Linked DNA regions of Homo sapiens: region 2 is linked to region 1. A link is a loop called in an ENCODE intact Hi-C map of the cell type or tissue named here. Cell type or tissue: sigmoid colon. All regions are shown on one strand. Region 1 overlaps CACNA1C (calcium voltage-gated channel subunit alpha1 C). Region 2 overlaps CACNA1C (calcium voltage-gated channel subunit alpha1 C).

The links. A loop is a pair of places that touch in the nucleus more often than their neighbours do. Peaks named below come from ENCODE experiments on the same cell type or tissue, not always from the same donor. Only the 100,000 strongest peaks of a DNase experiment are listed, where the experiment ranks them.
Region 2: it touches region 1 in a loop (2.1-fold over the local background); 1 of 110 quality-filtered maps calls a loop at or near these places.

The regions. Positions count from the first base shown.
Region 1 is chr12:2,383,105-2,387,104 of GRCh38, reverse strand. The region is part of intron 3 of CACNA1C (calcium voltage-gated channel subunit alpha1 C); the gene reads right to left. Among named protein-coding and RNA genes, the nearest start is that of CACNA1C-IT3, 120 kb to the right of the region's middle. In sigmoid colon, a CTCF peak has its summit at 1,840; DNase peaks (open chromatin) are centred at 1,834, 2,109 and 2,904; H3K4me3 peaks cover 839 bases; H3K27ac peaks cover 605 bases.
Region 2 is chr12:2,428,858-2,432,857 of GRCh38, reverse strand. All of the region lies in intron 3 of CACNA1C (calcium voltage-gated channel subunit alpha1 C), which reads right to left. Among named protein-coding and RNA genes, the nearest start is that of CACNA1C-IT3, 160 kb to the right of the region's middle. In sigmoid colon, a CTCF peak has its summit at 1,879; DNase peaks (open chromatin) are centred at 907 and 3,747; H3K27ac peaks cover 64 bases.

The DNA of each region.
Region 1 (4,000 bases):
GGAATAATGTTGGCATGTTATTGAATGAATAATGAATGGACAGAATTCTAAACCTGGAATAACTAAAGTCAGTTTAAAAAGTCTTATTGTTAAAAGAGCTGTGAGAACCATCTTCACACCACGTCTAGCAGCAGCAAGCTCAGAATGTGGTCCATCACAGGAATGGCAGTAATTTACTCTTCCTGCCTTTAGAAAGGCTGGGTCAGGTGGAGGACTGGGGTGGCAAGAAGGCTGCCCCAGGAGTCAGGAAACCTGGTTTAGCTCATTTATCCATCCAGTAAACACGGACTGAGCATCTACTATGCTGGTGCTGCACTCCCTGCTGGGATGCAGAGAAACAGGGCACGCCCTTGCCCTCGGGTGCTTAGTGTCTAATGGGGGTGGAGATAGAGACACATAATCAGAAAGCACCATAAAATTCTAAAAGCCCTTTAATGAGAAGACATACAGGTCACAGAGGCAGAGTGGTGAACCTGTGTGGGGAGGAGGTATAGGAAGAGCTCACACAGGACAAAGTACTGAGCTGAGTTTTGGAAGATGAACAGGTGCTTGCCAGGCAGACAAGGAAGTGACAGGCATTCCAGGCAGAAGAATCAGTGTGTCTAGGAGTAAAAACACAGAATGAGAAATAACATGGCACTCGTGTTTGGGCCACTGCAGTTGGTTGTGTGTGGCAGGACTGAAGAAAGTTGGGGGGAAGAGGAGAGTTTTTCTAAGAGATGAGGCTTGCTCAAGAGGCAGAAAGAGTCAGATCCTGGCTGGTGCTTCTCAACTCTGCTGCTCATCAGAATCAACCGGAGGAGCTTTAAAAAAATCATGTAAATACCTGAGCCGCAGCCAGTGATATCAGTGTTTAATGACTTGTTGGGGGGCAGGGGCTGATTTGTAGCATTTGCCAATTTCTATGATGTAAATACTCATGCCATGGTCAATTTCAAGCTACCAATGGGATGTCACTGACTGCAGAGTTGGGAGGAGATGTGTAGTAGCACACCATTATATAGTATTTCCACCCAGCAGATACAATCAATAGAAATTACCTCGAAAGGTAGTAAAGGCATCAGGCAAACCTGACTTTTGAGTATGTATTACCTTTGTTTTTAACATAATGTACTTACTTACAAGTTTGTATAATTTTTAATAATGGTCATTTAACAACCCACTCATAAGATTCCTGGAAGCGATGGCCTCTCCTGAGTCGCTGGGGCTGGTTCCAGCTGTAGGACACCACTGGCCCCACCCAGGCCCACTCTATGGAGTCACTACGGGTGAGACCCAGGCACGGGTAATTTTAAAAAGATCCCAGGTGATTCTAATATACACCCAGGGGTGAAAACCACCTATTTGTAGCCCATGTTAAGGAGTTTATAGTTATCCTAGGGGCCACTGAGGCCATTGCAGGATTTCAAGACTTTTAAACAGAAGCAATTTTACCAGGTTTGCTTCTTAGATGGGTGAGGCAGCCACAGAGTGACAGGTGAACTAAGAATGGAGGGAGGCAGGGGGACCCGTCAAGAGACTGTTGCAAATTTCCAGGCAAAAGCTGCCAGGGGCCTACCTAAGGCTACAGAGGGAGGGAGGTCATGGAGAGACAGCAGCGGGTCCTAGCTGCCCTTGGGTGTAGGGGTGCTAAGTGGATAAGGTGAGGGGGATACAGGAACAATTTTAGTTGCTGGTGGAGACTGAGAAAGTTGAGGAAGTTGTTTTCTGATCACCTCATTTTTTTTTTTTCCTATCAGAACTAGGTGATGAGGTTCCGTTGCCGGGAGAGGGAGGCAGGCATCAGAAAAGCCTCTGGCCCGGCCGTGCAGTACCTGGCTGTGTGCATCTGAGGGGGCCGGTCTTCCTGTCTATAAAGCCAGGGAGCTCAAGCAGATCCCTCTGAAGTCTCTTCCAGCATGGAGACTCTGATTCCATCACACTGGCATTTGCTCATGTTTTCACTTTCTTAACTTCCCCGGTGACTCAAATTACAACTTGTTATGGGTATAAAGCCTCATTTTCTCTGGGAATCTGGACTACGTCTTTGTAAGTCTTCAGCTCGGGGCAGGCAGTTTCAATCCTTGGGGAGCGAGCACTATGCTTACTTCGCTCTCATCTCCCTCCTTTCACGGTCAGTTGGCTCCCCTCCCTGAGGCTGACCACTCCCAGCCCCTTTCCAGATGGCGTCTAATAAAGCCGAATGGGACAGAGACGTACCTTCTGGATAACTACGCATGCAGTAAATTCTAGCAGACCAAAAAGTAAAAAGATTTGCTAAGCCAAGGAGTGGGCTTTGCTCAAATTGCAAAGGAATTTCTCCAAAGGCCTCTTGCAATGCCTTGCTATGGAGTTCATCTGTCCCTGCAGTGCCTCTACTGGTACTATACTATGCCACGGTGAGGACCAAGACTGCAAGAGGCTGGAGACCCAGGTTGCAGGTTGCCCATGTGGCTTACTCTCCCTCCACCTCCCTTCCCTTTCACTGTTGCTGCTCAGAGAAGGAAAAGTGCAGGGTTGTCTACCAGGAAAAGAAAAATAGGGCATGTACACAAACGGAGAAAGGGAGGCTGGGGTTGAAAAAGAGTCATGAACTGGAGAGACTGACCATGGGCTTTTGTTAGAAAGAAAAAAAGGAGACAACAACAGGGTGCCAGGAGACCTCTAATTGTGCTCATTCTTGCTAGAGTCCTTCATGGACTCTAGGCTCAGTTCCGAATCCACGACCAAAGTAGATGAACTTGGAGTAAGATCCAACAACATAAGGTGATTAGGGTCAGAAAGAACAACTTGCACAGAAAGGGTGAAAGACGCACAATGTGTAACCTGGAGGAAAGACAGTAGAAACAAGATGTAACAAACATCTTCGAGAATATGAAGAACTCTTACACAAAGACAGTACAGTAACCCGCGATTCTCCGCCAAGGAGCATGCAGATGAGTCACCTGCGAGAAAACTTGAGTGCAACAGTGTTTCTGGTGGCACTGCTGCTAACCTGGGTGGTGTGTGATCCACAGAAGGAAGGCAGCTTGTCTGGAGGGTTTTAAAAATCAGAGTGGTCCTTATCAGTTTGCTGAGGTTCAGATGAGGTTCTCCATGTAGGGGTGGCAAATGCATTCACAACCTCTCAAGTACCTTGCACCCGGAGGATCTGTGATTTCCCTGCTCATTAGCACCTTTGGCAGAAAGGGAAGCCAGGATGAAATGCTAATCAATTAGATTTCCTGCTCATTAACAGCTCTTCTGAAATGATTAAAGGAGGAAGTGAGAACCAACAGACAAATTCAGGACTGGGCCCTGGCCTCTTCTTCTGCCCTCTGGCCCATTCTGCAGGGCGTTGTCTTGCACTGGCTTCTCACTGGGGCAAAGGGTACTTCACTGTATTTTTGGTTCCTTCTATTTTGACGTGGTTTGAGTGTTCAGCTCTCCCCAGCAAGGCATGGGAAAAGGCTCTTTTCCTTGCCTTGGCTCTGAGACAAAATCCTTTCTTAGGATGATTATTATTGCTATTCACATTATCATTGCAGACGAGGCAGTGAAAATTCCCTACTTACTCTGCTGTCTCATTGGATCGCCTCCTCTGTCTGGGAATTCAGGCTTTCCATTTATAACTCCACTGGTTTATCGTAGGGTTGAAGCTGACCCCTCGCTCAACCGGACATGAAGACATCATTACTTAGAAACCAAGGACAAAGGGCACATTCCTGCCACCCAACGAACTACAGCTATGTTGCTGATCTCTTACCACCCAGGAGTGGTTACGATTATTCCAATGACAGTAAGACCAGGCAAAGGGGGAAATTCCAGGCCCCTAGGTTAAGCATCGCCACGAGACAACCCGCTTTAGTCTCCACTGCTCTTGTTTGCCTTTGCTCCCACCCACCCTTCTTTTCCTGAGCCTTCCAAATGCTACAGGTGCTGCTTGCATATGATCATAGTAATAGCTACACTCGTTTAGTGCTTACAAGCCAGGCACACCTACACAGCACAGCACCCCATTTTATGGAAGAGAAGGCTGATA
Region 2 (4,000 bases), 46 kb before region 1:
GTGGTGCACAGCAAGCATTCTAGCTGGAAGGGATATGGAAGTTCATCTGGTCCAGGGCTTTAGTTGTTCAGATGAAGACAGTATAGCACAAAGAGGGGGAAGGACCTGCTCAAGGCCACAGAACCAAATACTATCAGTAATGTGGTAATGATGCTTATTTACACACTCCATTTTTTAAAAAGAAGATTGCACTTATGCCTTTTCTGATCCATCATCCAGAACAGATGATTGCACCATTATCTGGACTTGCACCTGTGTCTCCCAGGCCTGGCCTTGCTCCAACTCCCTTAGCCCCGGCCACTAATCCCCAAGGTAGCAAGAGAGTGGGGCAGGTGGGAGGAGAGGGTCAGACTCCCAGAGAAAAAGAAGCTGAACCCCAGAAAATCAAGTCCCTTTCCCCAGGTCAGTCAGAGGTAGGTCTTTGAGGCTGATGATCAGGATGGTCATCTCCCCTCTCCAGGCATTGAAAGCCCACCTGGCATCATGGTGAGCACCAGGGCACCAGCAATGCGAAGAACGTCACCCTCCATCCACTTCCTTTCTTGTAAGTAAGTGACTTTCATTCCCAATAACTGCTCCTGGCCTCTTTGCCGACCACATGCCCCCTAAAAGGGCTAACTCGCCTCTCCTCCAAATCAGGCTCTGCTCTGAAACTGTCTGACACCCATACTGAAGGCAGATCTAATTTAAAAAGTGTTTGCTGCAAGCTTTAAACTGTCATAATTTTGGCTTTTTTTTGTGGGTGTCTCCTTTCCCTTGTAAAAATGGGTCTGTTCTCCTTGCTGATCAGCACAATTATAATGATATAAAACAGAGTACAATAAAAGCTGGGGACCTGCCCTTAAAAGGGAAGTTGTGGGAAAAGTGATTCACGGCCTTATCCTCTGGTGACCTTGGCAGGGTTGGGCTGAGCCTTGAGTTGGTTCTCCCAGATGAATATGAATTTTGTGGTAGGTGAGGGAATGGGAATCTTGGGGTTTGGAACACCAGGGCTCACAGTGCCCAGGAGGTCCCTACATTGAAGACTCTTTACTGCAGAGCAATGCAATGGCAGCTGTACCTCCACCTGCTTGGGGGACTCCTCCATTGCCATAACATCAGGGGAATGAAGTAACTGGGCCTGAATCCCTCTCATACAGGCCAAACCCTTGACCCCTAGTTCTTGCTGCATGCCAGGTCCTGTGTTTAATGTTTTATGTAGATGATCTCACAACAACCCTGGGAGGTGGGTATCATCATTATTCTCATTTTACAGGGTTGGAACCAAGGTCTGCCTGGTACCAGGCTGGCGTCTTAACTATCATGTTCTACCGACCTCTCAGCACAGAGCACATTTGGATTACTGGATTCCATATTGCCTCTTATGTTTTTTCTCCCTCTGGAAACATAGCAAGGGCAAGGAGCAAGCTGTGGCAGTAAGAGCATCATCTTGGAAGCCAGGAATCTTGGGTTCTAATTTTAGTTTCATCATTATCAAGCTGGGTGACCTTGGGTAGGTGACACAGCCTCTGTGAGTCTGATTTTTCTCATCCACATAATGAAGACGTTGGAGTATATGAGTGGATCCCAAACTTCGGTTCTCCTACAACTACCTACAGATATTTTGGGGTACTGGTTAAAAATGCAGCCTCCTGGCCCCCACTCCAGACCTGCTAGGTCAGAAGATCCTGGGGAGGACCTGGGGATCTTGACTTCTAACAAGGTCCCCACTTCTGAAAAGCACCAGGGCCTGGGAACTACTGACCTAAGTGGCCCCATGGTTCCTTTCAGCTACAGGATTCACTGCTTCTCAAACATATCACCCTGCCCATGGCCACCCGTCAATGAAGGGAGCTCCCTCTGCCTGCAGGGCAGGAAGTGCAGAGCGGGTGAGGAGAGACAGAAGCTTTGCCTGAAGCCGCCCACAGAGAAGCCATGTGTGGCTGGGGTACTGGGACATGGAGTCAGCAGTGGGTGTGTTTCCTGGGTGGGAGGCTCAGGAACAGAGGAGAAACAGAGTGAGGCCAGGGTGCTCAATGCCATCAGCCTGTGGGGATTGGGCTCCATGGGCCCAGCTTCATGTTGAGGACTGCAGGGAACACAAAGGAAGGGCCTCCTATACACCTGGGGGAAGGAGACCTCCACATCCAGATCCTACAATGCCAGGAAGGAGTATACCAGTAAGCGGCATCTGAAGAACAGAGACCAGGGTGCTTGGGTTTACAGGGGAAAGGGGAAAGGAAGTGTTTACGGAGCACATACTCTGTGCCAGCATTGGGTCTCATACATGCTCGGACCCCCCCACCACCTCCCAGACTGAGTCAGGGGTGGGCAGGTGGGGAGAGCAAACTCAAGGCAAGTGTGAGGGTGGATGGGTCTACAGTTTTCTGTAAACAGTCCTGGGAACTAGTTAAAAGAATATACTGGACCATGAATCAAGGTATCTGGGTCACTTTGCCATGAACTAATTGCAGATCCTCAGGCAACACATTGAGTGTCTCTGGATTCTAGTTAGAAATAAGAACACCTGTCCTGCCAGTTCATGGAATGAAACATAGCACAGCAGATCTGTGGAAAGTTAAGATCACTGCTTGTTATGGTCCGAATGTTTGTGATTCCCTCCCCCAAATTCCTATGTTGAAATCCTAACCCCCAAGGTATTAGGAGGTGGGGCCTTTGGGAGGTGATTAGGTCATGAGGGCAGAAGGCCTCATGTATGAAATTAGGACTGTTATACCAGAGACCCAGGAGAGCTAGCTCACCCCTTCCACCATGTGAGGACACACCAAAAATACAGCCATCCACGAATGAGCCCTCACCAGACACCAAGTCTGCCAGCACCTTGATCTTGGACTTCCCAACCTCCAGAACCATAAGAAATACATTTCTGTGGTTTATAAGTCCCCAGGAAATACCCCAGTTTACAGTATTTTGTTACAGCAGCCTGAACTGACTAAGGCGCTGCTCAAATCTCTGGTCTTTGTATGCACAGCCTCCTCTCCTACTCCTCACCACAATTGGCCTGAACTCATGAGCTTGTGGAAACTACTCTTCCTCATCACCTAAGATGGGTGGAGCTGGGCACGGCTGGTGTTTTGGCCCATAGAATATCACGAAGTACTTGGGAGTGAGCAGAGGGACTGGTATCTATCAAATAGCTCCAAGCACCCCTTGCAAATTTCTGAACTTAACTTACAAAGCCATCTCCTGGACAAAAAGAAGCATGGTACCATCCACCATGTGCATACTGCCTGCAGGCTACGAAGAGCTTTTGTGTGAGTGGATTTTCTTAACCTGAACCCTGGGAGGGAGGAAAGGGTATTATCATCCCCATGGGAAAGACAAGGAAAGCAAGGTTTACCCCACTGGACTACGGTGGAGACTGGGCTTATACCTAAGTTTTCTGACTCCAACCCCAGTGCTTTTCCCCCACATCAACTTGGTGTGTGCCTGCTGAATAGATGTTAGGTCCCAGAATTCTCTCTGTTAGCCGAGGAGAGCGCAGACTCCTTCCCAGTCAGTTTGTTACAGAATCCAGGCTGGCACTGGGTTGAACAGCATCCTCCCTTCCCCAAATACATGTCTTTTCCAGACCTCAGGATGTGACCTTATTTGGAAATAGGGTCACTGCCAATTTAATTAGTTAAGATGAGGTCATCCTGGAGTTTGTGGGCCCCTAATCCAATATGTTGATGTCCTTATAAGAAGGGAAAACAGACACACACAAAGAGGGAAGCCATGTGACCACCGAGGCAAAGCTGAGTGATTAATGCATCTACAAACCAAGGAATGCCAAGGCTGTTGGCAACACCAAAAGCGAAAAGAAAGGCATGGAACAGATTCTCCCTAGAGAATGGCCCCGCCAACTCCTTGATTTCAGACTTCTGGCCTCCAGGATACAAAAGTATACATTTTTGTTGTCTTAAGCCACTCTGTTCATGGTACTTTGTGACAGCAACCTTAAGTAACTAACACAAGGACATCACCTAAGATGCTCCCAGCTTCTCCTCTTTGCACAGAA